Linked DNA regions of Homo sapiens: region 2 is linked to region 1. A link is an interaction called in ENCODE POLR2A ChIA-PET data of the cell type or tissue named here. Cell type or tissue: PC-3. All regions are shown on one strand. Links, peaks and the distances in the headings refer to the core of each region. The heading gives the core; the rest is flanking DNA. Region 1 overlaps LOC105379168 (a long non-coding RNA gene). Region 2 overlaps LOC105379168 (a long non-coding RNA gene).

Region 1 (10,066 bases), core at 3,774-6,273:
AAATGCCTAAACCACAGCGGTCAGGTGTTCCTTCAGGACTTCCTCCCCCAGGATCTTGCTTCAAGTGCCAGAAATCTGGCCACTGGGCCAAGGGATGCCTGCAGCCCAGGATTCCTCCTAAGCCATGTCCCATCTGTGTGGGATCCCACTGGAAATTGGACTGTCCAACTGGCCCAAGGCTCTGACTCCTTCCCAGATCTTCTCGGCTTAGCGGCTGAAGACTGACTCTGCCTGATTGCTTCGGAATCCTCCTGGACCATCACAGACGCTTTGGGTAACTCTTAACAGTGGAGGATAAGTCCATCCCCTTCTTAATCAATATGGAACCTACCCACTCCAAATTACCTTCTTTTCCAGGGGCTGTTTCCCTTGCCTCCATAACTGTTGTGTGTATTGATGGCCAGGCTTCTAAACCTCTTAAAACTCCCCAACTCTGGTGCCAACTTGGACAGTATTCTTTTATGCACTCCTTTTTAGTTATCCCCACCTGCCCAGTTCCCTTATTAGGCTGAGACATTTTAACTAAATTATCTGCTTCCCTGACTATTCCTAGGCTACAGCCACACCTCATTGCTGCCCTTTTCCCCAGTTCAAAGCCTCCTTCACATCCTCCCCTTGTATCTCCCCACCTTAATCCACAAGTATAGGACACCTCTACTCCCTCCTTGGCAACCAATCGTGCACCCCTTACCATCCCATTAAAACCTAATCACCCTTACCACGCTCGACATCGCCAATATCCCACCCTATAGCACGCTTTAAAAGAATTAAAGCCTGTTATCACTCGCCTGTTACAGCATGGCCTTTTAAAGCCTATAAACCCTCCTTACAATTCCCCCATTTCACCTGTCCTAAAACCAGACAAGCCTTACAGGTTAGTTCAGGATCTGCGCCTTATCAACCAAATTGTTTTGCCTATCCACCCCATGGTGCCAAACCCATATACTGTCCTATCCTCAATACCTCCCTCCACAGCCCATTATTCTGTTCTAGATAAACCTAGCTGACCCCGTAAATCCTTTCGCCATTCCCCTTTCCATTCCTTAAAAAACAGTCCTAAAAGCTGCTCCCACACTAGCTCTCCCTAACTCATCCCAACCTTTTTCATTACACACAGCCAAAGTGCAGGGCTGTCTGGTCGGAATTCTTACCAGCCCTGTGGCCTTTCTGTCCAAACAACTTGACCTTACACTTTTAGCCTAGCCCTCATGTCTGTGTGTGGCAGCTGCCGGTGCTTTAATACTTTTAGAGGCCCTCAAAATCACAAACTATGCTCAACTCACTCTGTACAGTTCTCATAACTTCCAAAATCTATTTTCTTCCTCACACCTGACGCATATACTTTCTGCTCCCCGGCTCCTTCAGCTATACTCACTCTTTGTTGAGTCTACCACAATTACCATTGTTCCTGGCCCGGACTTCAATCTGGTCTCCCACATTATTCCGGATACCATACCTGACCCCCATGACTATATGTCTCTGATCCACCTGACATTCACTCCATTTCCCCATATTTCCTTCTTTCCTGTTCCTCACCCTAATCACACTTGGTTTATTGATGGCAGTTCCACCAGGCCTAATTGCCACTCACCAGCAAAGACAGGCTATGCTATAGTACCTTCCACATGTATCACTGAGGCTACTGCTCTGCCCCCTCCTCCACTACCTCTCAGCAAGCTGAACTCATTGCCTTAACTCGGGCCTTCACTCTTGCAAAGAGACTACATGTCAATATTTATACTGACTCTAAATATGCCTTCTATATCCTGCACCAGTATGCTGTTAATATGGGCAAAAAGAGGTTTCCTCATTACACAAGTGTCCTCCATCATTAAAGCCTCTTTAATGAAAACTCTTCTCAAGGCCACTTCCAAAGGAAGCTGGAGTCATTCACTGTAAAGGCCATCAAAAGGCATCAGATCCCATCACTCAGGGCAATGCTTATGCTGGTAAGGTAGCTAAAAAGCAGCTAGCGTTCCAACTTCTGTCCCTCACAGCCAGTTTTTCTCCTTCTCATTGGTCACTCCCACCTACTTTCCCACTGAAACTTCCACCTATCAATCTCTTCCCACACAAGGCAAATGGTTCTTGGACCAATGAAAATATCTCCTTCCAGCCTCACAGGCCCATTCTGTTCTGTCGATATTTCGTAACCTCTTCCATGTAGGTTACAAGCCGCTAGCCCGTCTCTTAGCACCTCTCATTTCCTTTCCATCATGGAAATCTATTCTTAAGGAAATCACTTCTCGGTGTTCCATCTGCTATTCTACTACTTCTCCAGGGATTGTTCAGGCCCTCTCGCTTCCCTACACATCAAGCTCAGGGATTTGCCTCTGCCAAGGACTGACAAATTGACTTTACTCACATGCCCCAAGTCCGGAAACTAAAATATCTCTTGGTCTGGGTAGACACTTTCACTGGATGGTTAGAGGCCTTTCCCACAGGGTCTGAGAAGGCCACCACGATCATTTCTTCCGTTCTGTCAGACATAATTCCTTGGTTTGGCCTTCCCACCTCTATACAGTCCAATAATAGACTGGCCTTTACTAGTCAAATCACACAAGCAATTTCTCAGGCTCTTGGTATTCAGTGGAACCTTCATACCCCTTACCGTCCTCAATCTTCAGGAAAAGTAAAACAGACTAATGGTCTTTTAAAGGTACACCTCACCAAGCTCAGCCTCCAACTTAAAAAGGACTGGACAGTACTTTTACCACTTGCCCTTCTCAGAATTCGGGCCTGTCCTCGGATTGCTACAGGGTACAGCCCATTTGAGCTCATGTATGGACACTCCTTTTTATTAGGCCCCACTCTCATTCCAGACACCAGCCCAACTTGAACTGCACCCCAAAAACTTGTCATCCCTACTATCTTCTGTCCAGTCATACTCCTATTCACCATTCAAAACTACTCATAAATACCCTGCCCTTGTTTACACTGCTGGTTTACACTTTCCTTCAAACCATCATAACTGATATCTCCTGGTTTTACCTAAAACCGCCACCCTTAAGTCTCTCTTAAAGTGGACAGATAATCTTTGCTGACAGGGTACACTCCAATACTTTCACGCTGGTGAAGTCCTATTCTTAACTTTTATACTCACTCTTATTCTTGTTCCTGTTCTTATGCCATCCTCTACCTCTCCCCAGCTATCTCCACCACACTATCAATCTCTCTCACTCTCTCCTAGCCATTTCTAATACTTCTTTAATAAACAATTTGGCTTTGCATTTCTCTTTTCTCCAAAATCGCCGAGGCCTCAACTTACTCACTGCAAACAAAACAAAACAAAACAAAACAAAACAAAAAAACAAAAAAACACTGTATATTTTTAAATGAAGAGTGTTGTTTTTCTGCTATATGACAACATAAAAGAACTCAAGGATAGAGCCCAAAAACTCACCAACCAAGCAAATAATTATGCTGAACCCCCTTGGGCACTCTCTAATTGGATGTCCTAGATCCTCCCAATTCTTAGTCCTTCAATACCTGTTTTTCTCCTTCTCTTATTTGGACCTTGTGTCTTCCGTTTAGTTTCTCAATTCATAAAAAACCACATCCAGGCCATCACCAATCATTCTGTACAACAAATGATCCTTCTAATAACCCCACAATATCACCCCTTACCCCAAAATCTTTCTTTAGTTTAATCTCTCCCACTCTAGGTTCCCATGCTGCCCCTAATCCCACTCGAAGCAGCCCTGAGAAACATCGCCCATTATCTCTCCATACCACCCCCCAAAATTTTCACTGCCCCAACACTTCAATGGTATTTTATGTTATTTTTCTTATTAATATAAGAAGACAGGAATGTCAGGCCTCTGAGTCCAAGCTAAGCCATCATATCCCCTGTGACCTGCACGTACACATCCAGATGGCCTGAAGCAAGTGAAGAATCACAAAAGAAGTGAAAATGGCTGGTTCCTGCCTTAACTGATGACAATCCACCATTGTGATTTGTTCCTGCCCCACCTTAACTGAGCCATTACCTTGTGAAATTCCTTCTCCTGGCTCAGAACCTCCCCCATTGAGCATCTTGTGACCCCCGCCCCTGCCACTAAGAGAAAAACCCTGTTTGACTGTAATTTTCCACCACCCACCCAAATCCTATAAAATGGCCCCACCCCATCTCCCTTTGTTGACTCACTTTTTGGACTCAGCCCGCCTGCACCCAGGTGATTAAAAAGCTTTATTGCTCACACAAAGCCTGTTTGGTGGTCTCTTCACATGGTCGCACGTGAAAACATCCTTGGCTATGTTGAAGAATGTAAAAAGTACATGCTGAGTTAGTTCACACCACATATTTGTCTACTTCAAAATTTGCAAAGGTAGAGTCCTAACGCTTCATGTGGTCAGCCAGAAAGGAGCAGTGATGGAAAGAAAACCAGAGTATATTTTAGCTGTATGAGCCAATCTGCTTAATCCCACTGAGCTGTACCTAATTAGGTCACTTGCTTCTAGTTCCCATGTAGAAAATAAGAATATACTCCACATATTATACTGACATTAAACCATATTTTAAAATTTCAGTTGAGTGTCCACTTTTGAAATAAAGGAGAATGGAGGACAATTTGCTTCTATTCAGCATTGTAACTCAGTTCAGAGACTTAAGAGTTCTTTTAACTCAATATGGTTAAATTTAATTCTTTTTCAAAATTCCTTAAAGAGTAGAAAAAAAGAAAATAGCAAACAAATAATTAAAATAAAAGCATTGTTGCCAGACTGGAAGCTCAATATAATTCTATTTTTCTTTGGAGTTCAGCTTGCTGAGGGGATAGTCTTTATTCACATTCCACACAAGCAACCATCATCCACACCCACTTTCTTTTTAAAGGAAAACATTTACTTTTGTGACTTGGTCATAATGAAATACAAAGGACCTCTTTGTGTGTGAAAATGAAACTGGGTGTGAGCCTTTTAAGGAAAAATTAAAGAAGGATGTGTATGTAGGGGGTGAAATTCCCAAGTCTTGCTGAGTTGATCCTGCCTACCTCCTACTTAGAAACCAGGCTGTTCTGTATGGCAAGGCCCAGATGTTGTGTGTCAGGGAGCAAAACAGCACCTCCAGTGGATCACCGCCAAGTCATTCCAACAAAGCCAGGCTCAGACTGCTCACTGCACCAAGTTACAGTGCCTGGCACAGAGGCACAGAGAGAATCTCAGCCAGGCAACATCTAATAGATGCTTTCTACAAGGCTGACTCATATCTTCCTGAAATTGGGGGGTCATATTTAGATTCCCAAAGAGAACAAGAGCTTGAAGTTAAGAGTAAGGAAGATGGGGAAACCTAATTGAAGTGACTTAATGTGACCTGGGGGAAGTTTGGACAGAATTGGTGCTTTTGTGAATGCAGTATTTCAGGAGGGCAAAACAAACGTTGCAAATATATAAAAAGAAACAGCACCTTCAAGGCAACTTCCAGAATTGGAGACTCTAGGAATTGATCTCTAGCAACTCCTCTACACTCCTCCTGATCCCACCATTTTCTCAAACTTTTGCCTTCTCTTTGCCGTCCTCAGTTACTCCCAGCCCATCAGGTCTTTCTTTGCAGCCCATAGATATTTGTGGTCAAGCTTATCCTGAAACCAACCTTCATTTCCTCCCATTGTCCTCTAACTTATACTATTGTCCTTCTTTCCACTGGAAAATTTCTTAAACAGGTGGTCTGTGCTGTGCCTCCATGTGTTCTGAAGTCACTACAGTCCCAGTGCTATGTGCTATGAAAATTCACCAAATAACTCCTTATGCATAAACTTCACAGATCTTTTCTCAGCCTGAGACCTCTTGTCCTCTCTGAAGCAATTGATACTATGCATCTCACATCTGTGTTCTGATGATCAATCCTCTCTTATCCTCTTCTAGTTTTTTAGATACTGTGATCACAGTTTATCTCATCTCTCTTTAGATGCTGCTTATCTGTTCCTTTTGTTATCATCTTTTTTTTCTTTTTTCTAATATTCACTCTATCATCTCTCTGCGGGGTCTCTCATGACTGCCAGATTAATCTTTGATTAGGCCACACATCCCATGTCCACCCTGGCCTTCCCTTCTTCTATCTTGGACCACCATTCTCATCAATCAGCCACAGTAATTATTTGAAAGATTTAATCATATAATGTCACCTCTCCACTCAAAACCCTTCAGTGGCTTCCTATCTCAGGCAGAGTCAAAGCCAAATTCCTTACAATCCCAGTAAGATCCTGTGTGATCTGGCCCAGGCTATGTCCCTGAGCTGAGGCCTCTGCCTCTGGCTCACCATCACTGCACTCACCCCTTCAAGGCCTACCTGAGGGCTTCTGCAGCTCTGCTTCCTCTCCCTAGAAGGATTTTCCCTGTGGTTATTGAGAAGGCTTGAGCACAAAATTTAAAACAGATGCCTATCACTCCCTATCCACATTTTCTTCTTTATTTGCTCCAAAAGATTTATAATTATCTAATATTTTTTCTTATTTATTATTATTTTTTAGAGTCAGGATCTTGCTCTGCCACCCAGGCTGTAGTGCAATGGTGCAATAATGGGGCACTGCAGCTTGAGCTCCCAGACTCAAGTGATCCTCCCACCTCAGCCTCCCAAATACCTGGGACTACAAGGGTGAACCACACTGTGCCCGGCTCTCATATTTTTTATTTATTTACTTTTATCCCCCAACTGGAATAAAAGTTACATGAGGATAGAAACTTTTGAGTGCTTTGTTAATGGCCAAATCCCCAGTGCCTATCACAGTGCTTGGCATATAGTAGGTGCCCAATAAGTATTTGTTGAATGAATGAATATTAAAATTAATGTGGAAAATCAACAACCATATATATGGATCTATTTTCTGGCTCTCTATTTTGCTTCACTGATCTATCCTTAAGCCAACACCACACTGTCCTGTATATAATAGTTGTATAGTAAGTCATGAAATCATGACTTTCATGTAAGTCTTTCAACTTTATCCTTCTTTTTCAAGATTGTTTTGGCTTTTCCAGTGCCTTTGTCTTTCAATATAAATTTTATAATCAGCTCGTCAATTTCTTTTAAAAAGTTGTCTAGGATGTTGCTTGAAATTACATTGATATAGATCTCTATCTATAGCTAGAACCCACTGCACACCCACTGGAATGGCTAAAGGTTAAAACCTGACAATACTAAGTGTTGATAACAATGTTAGGCTATTGGAACTTTTACATATTGCTGGAAGAATGCAAAATTGCACAACTACTTTTGAAACCATCAGGACAGTATATTATGAAGTTATACAAGCACTTACCATGTGGCCCAGCAGTCTCACTCCAAGGTATTCAATCCCCCAAAATAAAAACATGTTTCATACACAGGCTTGTATGAAAGTGTTCATAGGAACATTATTGAGAAATAGCCTCAAACTAGAAATAACCCAAATGTCTATCAAAACATAAATGGATAAGCAAGTTAAATAACACCATCCACTTTGATACAATGCATGAAAAGTGAGTGATAACAAGGAGCAAAATATTAATATACTTAACAGCATGGATGAATCTTAGAAGCATTATGTTAAGGAAAAGGAGCCAAATATGAGATACCGCATATTGTATGATTTGATTTACATAATATCTCCACAAAACAGAAATATGTAGAAATAGAAAGATTCGTGGGTGCTTGGGGCAGAGAGTGGGATGAATGGGATGCATAGTAAATGAGCCTAGAGGATCTTACTGGGGTGATGAAAGTATTCAACAACTTATTTATGGTAGTGGTTGCACAACTCAGTATATTTATTAAAATCATTGAATACACTTAAAATGGGTGAATTTTATGATATATAAAATATGCCACAATAAAGTTACAAAAAACATGCTAACTGATAGATAGCAAGCATAATAGTACTGCATCCTGCATGATTCCATTTATATAAAATTCTAGAAAAAACTGAACTGTAGTGACAGAAGGCCCATCAGTAGATGCCTGGGGCTGGAGTTTGGGGAACTGGCTCGACTGCAAAGGGGCACAAGCAATGTTTTTTGTGTGAGGTATTCTATTTTACATCTTATTTTGCTGGTGGTTACATGGCCTGTATACTACTACCCAAATTCACCAAACTGTGCATTTAAATTGGTGAGTTTTATTGTGTCCAAATTTTACCACGAAACAGGCCAAATAATACTTGTATGTAGTTAATTCTGCAATTTTGTTTCAATTATTCTTAGTTAACATTTTTTCTACATTTAAAAATTGCACGTTCTGAAGTTCTTAGTGCTTCTTTAAGATGTATTTAATTCACTTGACCCTAATTGTTCAGATAAGATCACAGAGTAAGGGAAATTACTGGAGATTCTCAATCACTTTTAAATTATAAACGTCCCTGAAATTGTCAAAAGAGGAAAACAAAAAAACATATAAAGCTTTCTTAAGCAAATGGCAAGATTCAAAAATACTCCAAAGTTTAGTACACATTTTGGCATATCTTGCCTCTCTTCCCATTGAAGGAAAAAATATTAGAAAAGAGCAGTAAAATCTAATTTGAACTTCAAAAACGACACAAATATCTATCAGTAGGAAACTGGAAAGATACACTGTGATAGATTCATACAATAGAGTACTACTCAGCAGGAAAAAGGGATGAATTATTAATACAATATCAATTACAGAAGCATTTTGAGTGAAAAAAGCCAAATAAAATGTATAAATATAATATGATTTTATTTATATCAAGTTCAAGAACATGCAAAAATGAATCTATGGAGATATAATTCAGAATAGTAGTTGCTTCTGGTAAGGAAAGGATTGATTGGAAAGTAGCAGAAGGAAACCTTCTAGGCTCGCAGCAATAAGTATTTTATATCTCAATTGGGTTGCTGGTTACATGAGTGTCTACATTTGTCAAAACTGTGAATTTTATTATATAAATTTATAACCTGATTTTAAAAATTGGCTCTCATGAGGCTAGGTCTCTAATGGTTAGTAAATTACCAGGAAACATGAAAAGTAAGGGAAAGTGTACAGACATTAATTATATAATTCTATTAGGAAAGTTGTAAAGTATAAAGAAATTATGTGGAAATAATATAACTATACTCTAAAATACACCATATATATTAAGTTTTGTGATAATAATTGTTGACCATTTCAAGGAGGAATATAAAATATAGCTATAAAAATGGACAGAAGAGATTAAATTCTGCCAATGAAAATTTGAAATTAAGCATTAGAAAAACACAGAATGTGGAAAAAGCAAGGACAGATGAGAAGACATTAGAGGTCATATATTAAAGAAAAAGTTTTTAAATTAAAGAATAAAAATAGAATCAATACTCAATAATGTAGTTAAAATGTTCTTAGATATTTAAAAATCAGTGATACTTAGAAGGAAAGCACTTACCTTGTCTTAAATAAAATAAACATTAATCAACTCCAAAGTACTGTTCAAATTCAAGAAAAAGAGAGTCCCTTAATTGTGCAAAGGAAGAGTACAATAAAGATTAATTCAAAGGAGATGAAACGTGTACAATGCTATGGGAACAATTATGCCTTCTTAAGTAGCTGACATGGCAATGCTTTTTGACAGAGATTTACCTTTTCCAGAAAATGTTTGCTAGGAGTGGGGTTCAAGAAGTGACAAAGCAAGGAGGTTCATGAGGCTATGATCAGTTGCGGAGAAACTGGCGTTTTTGGAGATGACGTCTAGGAGTAAGGAATAAGAAGGAGCAACAGTAAGACTTACCACTGACTTTGCAACAGAAATAATGTGAGCTAGAACACAACAAAATGACATTCTTAAAGTACTGGAAGAAAATAACTTCCAGAGGTTATTTACATTCTCAGCAAAAATAACTTTATAAAGATGAAACAAAGATATTCTCAGAAAAAATTGAGAACTTGTTTATAGAAGACCTAAATTATAGGGAACTCTTCAGACAGAAAGATAATAATCATAGAGGGACATTTTAAAAATGCAAAAAGGAAGAACAATTGAAAAAATAAATAGGCATATAAGAGAAATAAATATTAAATACCTATTAACCATAGAAAACAATAATAGTAATATTAATGTATTGTGGAGTTTAAAATATGTATAATAAAATACTGTCACGATAATGCTAA
Region 2 (10,066 bases), core at 4,648-7,147, 54 kb after region 1:
TATATATATGTATATATAAAGGGGAGTTTCCTAAGTATTAACTTACACTATCAGAAGGTTCCACAATAGGCTGTCTGCAAGCTGAGGAGGAAGGAGAGCCAGTCTGAGTCCCAAAACTGAAGAACTTGGAGTCCGATGTTCGAGGGCAGGAGGCATCCAGCATGGAGAAAGATGTAGACTGGGAGGCTAGGCCCATCACTCTTTTTCACATTTTTCTGCCTGCTTTATATTTGCTAGCAACTGATTAGATTGTGTCCACCAGATTAAGGGTGGATCTGCCTTCCTGAGCCCACTGACTCAAATGTTAATCTCTTTTGGCAGCACCCTCACAGACACACCCAGGATCAATACTTTGCATCCAATCAAGTTGAGAGTATTAACCATCACATATATATATATATATATATACACACACACACACACACATACATATATATATATACACATACACACATATGTATATTCAGGTATAGGTGTATGTGTGCACACACATATACACATACAGATATACACACATATATCTGAATGGAAGAAAAAATGATATCATTTGTAAGCAATATAGTTTTATACTGAGAAAATGCAAGAAAAATAATGGAAAAACTACTAGAACTAATAAGACAATTCAGAACGGTGACTGAATAGAAGACTGACACATGAAAATCAGTGTTAGTCTGATTATATTAGACTATAAGTATCTAAAAAAAGATTAGCATATCATGATCTATAGAAGATTCAAATCATGAAGGTGTTAATTCTTGAGAAAGCAATCACCAAAGTCAATGTAACTCAATCAAAATTTTAACAGGATTTTTCATGTACAATGACAAGCTCATTTTTAAGTTTATATGAAAAAATGCATAAAATAATCAAAAAATTCTGAAAAGAAACAATTACTCCAGGTATCAATGTTACAATTTTCTCTGAGTACTTCTATATTCTATGAGTCACGAACAGGTGCTATCTATGTATTACTTGTGTAATTTAACAAATGTTCCAGCTGGGCCTGGTGGCTCACGCCTGTAATCCCAGCCCTTTGGGAGCCTGAGGTGGGTGGATCACCTGAGGCCGGGAGTTCAAGACCATCCTGGCCAACATGGTGAAACCCCATCTCTACTAAAAATACAAAATTAGCCAGGTGTGGTGGTGGGCACCTGTAATCCCAGCTACTTGGGAGGCTGAGGCAGGAGAATCACTTGAACCCAGGAGGCAGAGGTTGCAGTGAGCTGAGATCACACCACTACACTCTAGCCTGGGCAATAGAGTGAGACTCTGTCTCAAAAAAAAGAAAGAAAAAGAAAAAGAAAACAAATATTCAAAATAAAGAGAAAAATCTAAGAAATCTAAGAAAGGAGCATGAAGATTTGGAGTATGAGAATGATATTTTAATCAGGAGTGGAAGATAAGCAACCCTGTGGTTAGAAAATAAAAATCAAACTAAGAGGGTGGAAAAGTTGGTTTGCTAGACAAAGATGAAGGTGCCAGTTTGAAGGCTGTCATGTATGGTGGGAGGTGAGGGAAGTACTAATAAGTTATAATTTGATGAAATGAACAATGTCTGGGATGGTGTGGCAGAAATAGCTGGAGAGAAAGATGATGTAAGGGAAGCTGTTTAATGCATACATCATTGAACATATATACTAACCATTACCTAAAAAATCATTCCTAAAAAATGAGGCAAGGTAAGGACTGTGGGAGGTATGGGGAACAAAGAAAGGGGGAAAAAACTGAGTACACTGTTACTTAGGAATATTATTTTGGTTTGTCAAATTCTTCATTTGGGTATGTGGGAAGGAAGTTCATTTTTAGTTTTCTTTTTTTACATTTAAAATTTTGAGATAATTATAGATTCACATGAAGTTATAAGAAATAATATAGAGGGATCCTGTATTAGTCTGTTCTCATGCTGCTAATAAAGACACACCTGAGACTGGGTAATTTATAAAGAAAAAGAGATTTAATGGACTTATAGTTCCACGTGGCGGGGGAGGCCTCAGAAGGTGAAGGAAGAGCAAAGGCATGTCTTACATGGCAGCAGTCAAGAGAGTGTGTGCAGGGGAACTGCCCTTTATAAAACCATCAGATCTCTTGAGATTTATTCACTATCATGAGAACTGCACAGGAAAAACTCATCCCCATGATTCAATTACCTCCCACCAGTTCCCTCTCATGACATGTGAGGATTATGGGAGCTACAATTCAAGATCAGATTTTGGTGGGGACACAGCCAAACCATATCAGATCCCATTTAACCATGACTTAGTTTCCACCAATATTAACATTTCGTGAAACTACAGTATAATATTGCAACCAGAATATTGATATCGATACAATCAAGACACAGAACATCTCCATTGCCACAAGGATCCCTCATTTTGCCTTTTTACAGCCACACCCCCTTCTTCCTGCATCCAGCTCTCCTTAACTCTTTAAAATCACTAATTTCTTCTTTATTTCTGTAATTTTTTTATTTTAAGGATGTTATATAAGTGAAACCATTCAGTATGTGTGACCTTTTGGAAATGGCTTTTTTCACTTTGCCTAATTCTGATATTCATCCAGGTTATTGTGCGTACCAATAGTTTGTTCCTTTTTATTGCAGAGGAGCATTGTATGTTATGTAGTATGTCTTCCTTTGTTTTTCCCTAGAGGCTTAATAGTTTTACACTTTACATTTCAATCCAAGTGTATGATCCAGTGCTAGTTAATTTTTGTATAAGGTATATGACTTAGGTCAACGTTGTGGGTGGTTTTTTTCTTTTTTTTTTTCCCCATTGACCATGGATGCCCATTTTCTCCAGCTTCATTTGTTGAAAAAAATGTCTTTCCTTCATGGAACTGAATTTTGCATCATTGCCAAAAATCAGTTGGGCATGTTTGTGTGGATCTATTTCTAGGTTCTCTATTATATTCCACTGATTTTACGTTTATTCCTCTGCCAAATACCAGTCTTAATTACTATAGCTACTTAATGAGCCTTGAAGTCAGGTAGATTGATTTCTATGACTGTCCTTTTTATTTCATAACTAACTCTTCTAGTTATTTTGCCTTTCTATATAAATTTTAGAATAAACTTATCTATACAGTTGTACCCTGAACAATGTGGAGGTTGGGGGACTGAGCCCTCATGCAGTCGAAAATTCATGACTCCCCAAAAACTTAACCACTGAGTAGGCTACTATTGACCAGAAGCCTTCCTGATAACATAAACAGTCTATTACAATATATTTTGTACGTTATATGAATTATATACTGTATTTTTTTTTCTGAGACAGAATCTCACTCTGTCACCCAGGCTGGAGTGCAATGGTGTGATCTTGGCTCACTGCAACCTCCACCTCCGGGTTCAAGTGATTCTCCTGCCTCAGCCTCCTGAGTAGCTGGGATTACAGGCGCCCACCATCGTGCCTGACTAATTTTGTATTTTTTGCAGAGATGGGTTCACCATGTTGGCCAGGCTGGTCTTGAACTCCTGACCTCATGTGATCCACCCACCTTGGCCTCCCAAAGTGCTGGGATTACAGATGTGAGCCACACTCAGCCTATACTGTATTCTTACAATAAAATCATCTAGAGAAAATAAAATGTTATTAAGAAAATCATAATGAAGAGAAAGTATATTTACTATTTATTAAGTGGAGGTGGAACATCATCGAGGTCTTCATCCTCATCCTCTTCATGTTGAGTTGACTGAGGAGGAGAAAAAGGAAGAGGAGGAGTTAGTTTTGCTGTGTTAGGGTGGCAGAAGTGGAAGATAATCTGTGGATAAGTGGACCTGTCTTGTTCAAACTTCTGTTCAAGAGGCAACTGTGTATACAAAATTATTGTTGGGATTTGGATAGGAAATGAATTAAAGCTGCATATTAATTTAGTAAGAATTGACATCTTTAATATGTTTAACTTCCAATCCGTGAACACAATATGTTTTTCCATTTATGTAGATATTCTTTGATTTATGAACATTTTGTGTTTTCATCATACAAGTATGGTACATGTTTTGTTAGATTAACACCTATGGTTGGGAGATATCTTGAGACTTTCTATATAGTTAATCATGTCATTATTGTTTATTTGAGTTTTTTTATGTTTTCAAATGTATGCACTTAGTGCTACAAATTTCCATTCAGCACTGCTTTTGCTGTGTCCCACAATTTTTGATGTATTGTATTTTCATTTTCATTCAATTCAATCTATATTTCATTCTTCTGATACTCCCTCTTTCACTCATAGATTATTTAGAAGTGTCTTTTTAGTTTCCAAGTGTTTGGAGATCTTCCTGTTATCTTTTTGTTAACTCATTTCTAATTTGATTATATTGTGGTTGAATAATATATGTATGATTCCGATGCCTTTAAATGTACTGAGGTTTGTTTTGTGGCCGAGGATATAGTTTTCTTGGAATATGTACTGTGGGCTCTTGAAAGGAATGAGCATTCTGCTGTTGAGTGGAGTGGTCTCTAAGTGTTGATTAGATCCTGTTGGATAATGGTGTTATTGAGTTCTTACATATTCTTGCCAATTTTCTGTCTAGTTATTCTATCTGTTGACAGAATAGTGTTAAACTCTCCAATTCTAATTATGGATTTACTTATGTCTCCTTTCAGTTCTATCATATTTTGTTTTGTATAACTTGCAGTTCTGTTGTTTAGTGCACACACTTCTGTTGATTGTTTATTCAGTTTGGTATCTCTCTGGTTCTTGGTATGATGAATGATTTTTTTATTGAAAGCTGGACGAGTATGGTGGCTCATACCTATAATCCCAGCACTCTGGGAGGCCAAGGCAACTGGGTCACTTGAGGTCGGGAGTTTGAGACCAGCATGGCCAACGTGGTGAAACCCCATGTCTACTAAAAATACGGTGGCACGTGCCTGTAGTCCCAGCTACTTGGGAGGTTAAGGTTTGAGAGTCACTTGAACCCAGGAGGCAGAGGTTGCAGTGAGCCAAGATGGCATCACTGCACTTCAGCCTGGGTGACGGAGTGAGACTCCATCTCAAAAAAAAAAAAAGAAACCTGGAGGCCGGGTGCAGTGGCTCACGCCTGTAATCCCAGCACTTTGGGAGGCCGAGGCGGGCAGATCACGAGGTCAAGAGATAGAAACCATCTTGGCCAACATGGTGAAACCCCGTCTCTACTAAAAATACAAAAATTAGCTGGTTGTGGTAGCACATGCCTATAATCCTAGCTACTCAGGAGGCTGAGGCAGGAGAATTGCTTGAACCTGGGAGGCGGAGGTTGCAGTGAGCCTAGATCGCGCCACTGCACTCCAGCCTGGGGGACAGAGCAAGACTCCATGTCAGAAAAAAAAAAAAAAAGGAAAGAAACCTGGATATTTTGGGTATGATGCTGTGAAACTCTGGATCTTATTTAAACCTCCTGGTTTAGCTGGCTATTTCTGATATGGCTCCTATTTAAACCTTCTGGTTTAGCTGGGTGTTTATGATATGGCTCCAGCAGGGGATGTGAAATGGGATATCCCACGTCATCACTGCCAGATGGGAGTAGAATTCCAGGTTCCTATTGGTCTCAGTTAACACCTAAGGTGGGAGATTCCTCATTTCCACTGTGCAGACATGGGCGTTGCAACTCCCCATAGGCATCCACCAATACCTCCTAAGCTGAGAGGAGAAGGGGCATCCTTAGGGGTCATTCCTGCTACTACTCACTTGGCTGCCACTGACACCACAGGGTTGGGGTGCAGCCTGGTGGTGATGAAAATTCCAACTTTCCATTCAGCCTTCTCTGAATAGAAAGGGGAGGGGAAAATGGGGATGGGACACCTTGTTATATCTTGAAGAGGGTGGAAGTCTAAACTTTCTAAACAGCCTTTCTTGATGTTGGTAGGAATGAAATTGTGGCTTTATTTTTTATTTTATTTGTTGTGGATTTTTATCCATCTTGCTCGGCTACCTATTTCCTGGCCCTTTGGATAGAGAAGCAAGCTTTCCTTGGGGCTTTTTATTGTCTGCACTCATTGGTGTTTCCAGGTTAACATCTTGTTCAGCTCCTAGTCTTGGATATACGAGGCCACTGTGTCATTCTTTGAGTCCTGGCCTGTCTTCCTCTCTCCATGTTTCAGAGTCTTCTTAATGTGGTTTGTAATATAATGTCCAGGAATTTTAGTTTACTTAGTAGGTGAGATCAGGAAAAAGTAGGGCTTTTTGAAGGAAGCTGGCCCCTATTAATGATCCTTCCTCTGGGAGAAAGGGCTGGTTATGACCTGGCCCCTGATAAACCTCTCCACAAGCTTCTTGCCACAATTACTTCACCCATGTCTGACTAACAACAACCTGTTTAACCCCAAGCATCTTCTAGGAAGAGACCATACATCATACCAGACTCTTTAGTGGTTTTGTGCTTTGACCAAATACGCTAAGAACAAATATCTAGAGTTAGACCACCCAAGATATTTTCACTTCTGTGGTTAACCATCTTTGAATTCAGGTTTCTTTGGGTGAAAAGGTATTCATATTCTGAATGTCAGTGTTTTATGTTCTTATCAACATGTCAATGCTACAGACATTGGACTCCCACTACATGTACCTGGGAAATTTGTACCCCGACAATACCATTCTAACTTTAACTAAATTGAACAATTTCCCTGTTTTCACCGTGGTTCTAATTATTTCCACTGACTTTTATTTATTGGGAATACATAAAAAAGTGTTTTGGGTATACGATAGTCAGTTGGATGCCTTGCATTTCAAAATCTAGGAAAGGAACTGACCAGAAAGAAGGCTGCACCACGGTGGAAAAATTCCTCTGTCTATAATTTACAGTGACTTAGTGAGTCTTTATAGAGCTCCATTCCTGCTTGGTTCCAGATGAATTGTAGTTCTCTGTGAACCAAGAAACATATATAATTTATAGTCTGTTTTGGTTTGCTTTGATAAAGAATATGTTATCTTCATTCTTAAGAAAATATAGGCTGCATAGCCTGATGCAATTGTTTATGGAGGCAATAAACTTTGTTTCAGTCCTTACCTTACACAATCTGCTTTCCTAACTGTGTATGGAAACTGATGTTCATCTATTCAAACTACCTTAAAGGGGATTGTGGCAATCTTGTTGGAATTAAGTTAGCTTTAATTAAACAAAAGAAGAAATACTATCGTGTTTTTGCCTTAACTGACATATTTTTATTCTAATTCTGTTCTTTTAAAGACATGTACTTAACTATTTTATTGAGTAATAAATGACCATATTTGAAAGAGTTAAATGTTAATATACAACTTATAACAATAAAAGTACCCCATCTCAAGTCTCACTTCTCAGGCTGCTACTTCCAACACTTTTAATTTGAATTTTCAGAGTTAATAGAATTCTGAAACTTTTCTCAAAATAGTGAAACACAGTAGGTTATCAGTGAGTTTCATTCCCCGCCACCACCATGACATCTCTCCTGGAGCCCAACCATTCTTGTCCTGGGACATCCCTTCCAATCACCCTGGAAGTCTGTTCTTTAATCCATATCCCCTGAAGGCTGAATCTTCTTTCTTGGTTTACAAACTTTATTTTAGCAGTCCACATGCTCCAGTAGCTCAGCAAGAGTTCATATGAGGTACAGTTATTTTTTTATATACTTTAGTCTTCCTGAGTATCTTGGTTTAGGTTAGAAATAATTTTCTCTCATAATTTCAAAGGCATCTTTCTTGTCAGCACCTTAAATAGTACCTGGTTCAGAGCAAGCACTCAGTAAATCATTGTTGAATGAATTATTTTCTAGCTTACAGTGTTGCTGTTTTGAAAAGTGCAATTCCATATGCCATTTTAATGACTGCTCTTTTATATTACCCTGTTTTTCTGTCTGGGAACTTAGCATCTCCTCTTCATCTCAAGATATTTGATATTTCAGAATGATTTGCATGAGTATAGATTTAAAAAATTATTCTGCTATGCATCAGTGGGCCTTTTTATACAGTGATCTAGGGTGTTTTATTATGGAAAATTAATATTTGTATTCATTCCCTTTTTGTTATTACCTTTCCTTTAGTCTCCCTTTCTAAATTTTCTAATAGTAAACTATGGAATTTCTTGAATAGATTCTAAAATTTTTTATTCCTTTTCTCATACTTTCTATCACTTTGACATTTATTTCATCTTTCTGAGCAGTATCTTCCCCTTTATTTTTTAACGCTCTGTTTCACTTTTAAAATACCCTCATCACTTTATGTCAGTTAGGTGGTTGGTTACATGAGTCAAAAATTCTGGAACAACTTCTGGTCTGGGAATATACATTTGGGAATTGTCCACTTAGGTGGAATTTAAAGCCACGAGACTAAATAAGATCACCAAGAGAGTGAGTAGAAGATAAGGAGAAAAAAAGTCCAAGGACAAAGACCAAGGCATTTAAACTTTTTAGAGTTCAGATCAATGAGTAAGAAATGATAGGGAAAAGAACAGTGACAGAAGGAGAAGGAAACACATGAGTGTGTGATATCCATTTTCTGTGACAAATGCCACTCATCGGTCAAATGAGATGAGCACTGAGAAGTGACTACTGGCTTTAGCAACAAAGAGGTCATTGGGTCATTGGTGTTCTTTTAAAAAATGCCATTTAAATAGAACAATGAGGGCAAAAGCCTGAGTGCAGCATGATCAGGAATGAGCAGGGAAATGGGTATTATAGCAGAGGTTGCAGTCGACTCATTTTGCCATGTAGTAAAGCAGAAATGAAGCTACGGGGGCTGGAATACAGTGTGGTGTATACAGATGTTTTTCTGGAAGACTGGCTAAACAAATGCTTCCCAGAGAATGGCAGTACCTAGCAAAAACTGTGAAAACAAAGTGACTTCCAGGTATGAAGAGCTTTAAGAGATGAGACATAGCATAAGATTTATGTAATGTGAAGTTTTCATAAAAAAATACAATATTGATTATAATGATTGTACCTAAATTCATAAAGTTTGCTGTGAGGCAAGCTCATGCAAAACAGAAAGTGAATTTTGATATCTCAACTTCTGATGTGTTTCTCATTAAACTCAACTACTATTAATCAATATTTAATTATCCTGACTTTTCACTCAGGATATAATCCACAATTTTCTGATACAAAGTGCTTTCAGGTGTTGAAAGGGCAGTTCCTTAGTTGATAAACCCTTATCTTGAATGTGACTGAGTGCAGTTCTTAAGTGTGTGAGCCACTTACTCCTGTAATAATCTGTCTCAAGCTGCTTTCTTTAGCTCTTTCAACATTTGACCTTAATTATTCAAGATCAGCAACAGAAGAGGCTACTCATTTTCTTAGGAATATGCATACCCAGATTGTCATGATTTCTTTCTTTCTTTCTGAGGAAGAACCTTTACTGAGATTTTATAACATTTTATTTGAACTGGAAGAAACTGCTTATTAAAAGAGCCAAAATTTTCTCCTGTGGAAAACTTTAGGGCCTAAAGTCAACATAGCAGAAGCATTTTTTTTTATTTTTTAATTTTTTTATTATACTTTAAGTTCTAGGGTACCTGTGCACAATGTGCAGGTTTGTTACATATGTATACATGTGTCATGTTGGTGTGCTGCACCCATTAACTCATCATTTACATTAGGTATATCTCCTAATGCTTTCCCTCCCCCCTCCCTCCACCCCCAACCCCATGGCAGGCCCTGGTGTGTGATGTTCCCCTTCCTGTGTCCAAGTGTTCTCATTGTTCAATTCCCACCTATGAGTGAGAACATGCGGTGTTTCGTTTTTTGTTCTTGTGACAGTTTGCTGAGAATTATGGTTTCCAGCTTCATCCATGTCCCTACAAAGGACATGAACTTATCCTTTTTTATGGCTGCATAGTATTCCATGGTGTATATATGCCTCATTTTCTTAATCTAGTCTATCATTGATGGACATATGGGTTGATTCCAAGTCTTCGCTATTGTGAATAGTGCCACAATAAACATATGCGTGTATGTGCCTTTATAGCAGCATGATTTATAATCCTTTGGGTATATACCCAGTAATGGGATGGCTGGGTCAAATGGTATTTCTAGTTCTAGATCCTTGAGGAATTGCCACACTGTCTTCCACAATGGTTGAACTAGTTTACAGTCCCACCAACAGTGTAAAAGTGTTCCTA

Evidence for each region. Peaks named below come from ENCODE experiments on the same cell type or tissue, not always from the same donor. Only the 100,000 strongest peaks of a DNase experiment are listed, where the experiment ranks them.
Region 2: POLR2A ChIA-PET joins it to region 1 with 12 read pairs; 2 of 35 experiments call an interaction of 5 or more read pairs at or near these places.

The regions. Positions count from the first base shown.
Region 1 is chr5:128,731,757-128,741,822 of GRCh38, forward strand. All of the region lies in intron 4 of LOC105379168 (a long non-coding RNA gene), which reads left to right. Among named protein-coding and RNA genes, the nearest start is that of FBN2, 200 kb to the left of the region's middle. In PC-3, for the core only: no CTCF peak of the experiment used is centred there; a DNase peak (open chromatin) is centred at 4,885; H3K4me3 peaks cover 744 bases; H3K27ac peaks cover 2,117 bases.
Region 2 is chr5:128,785,214-128,795,279 of GRCh38, forward strand. All of the region lies in intron 4 of LOC105379168 (a long non-coding RNA gene), which reads left to right. Among named protein-coding and RNA genes, the nearest start is that of SLC27A6, 180 kb to the right of the region's middle. In PC-3, for the core only: no CTCF peak of the experiment used is centred there; no DNase peak of the experiment used is centred there; H3K27me3 peaks cover 493 bases.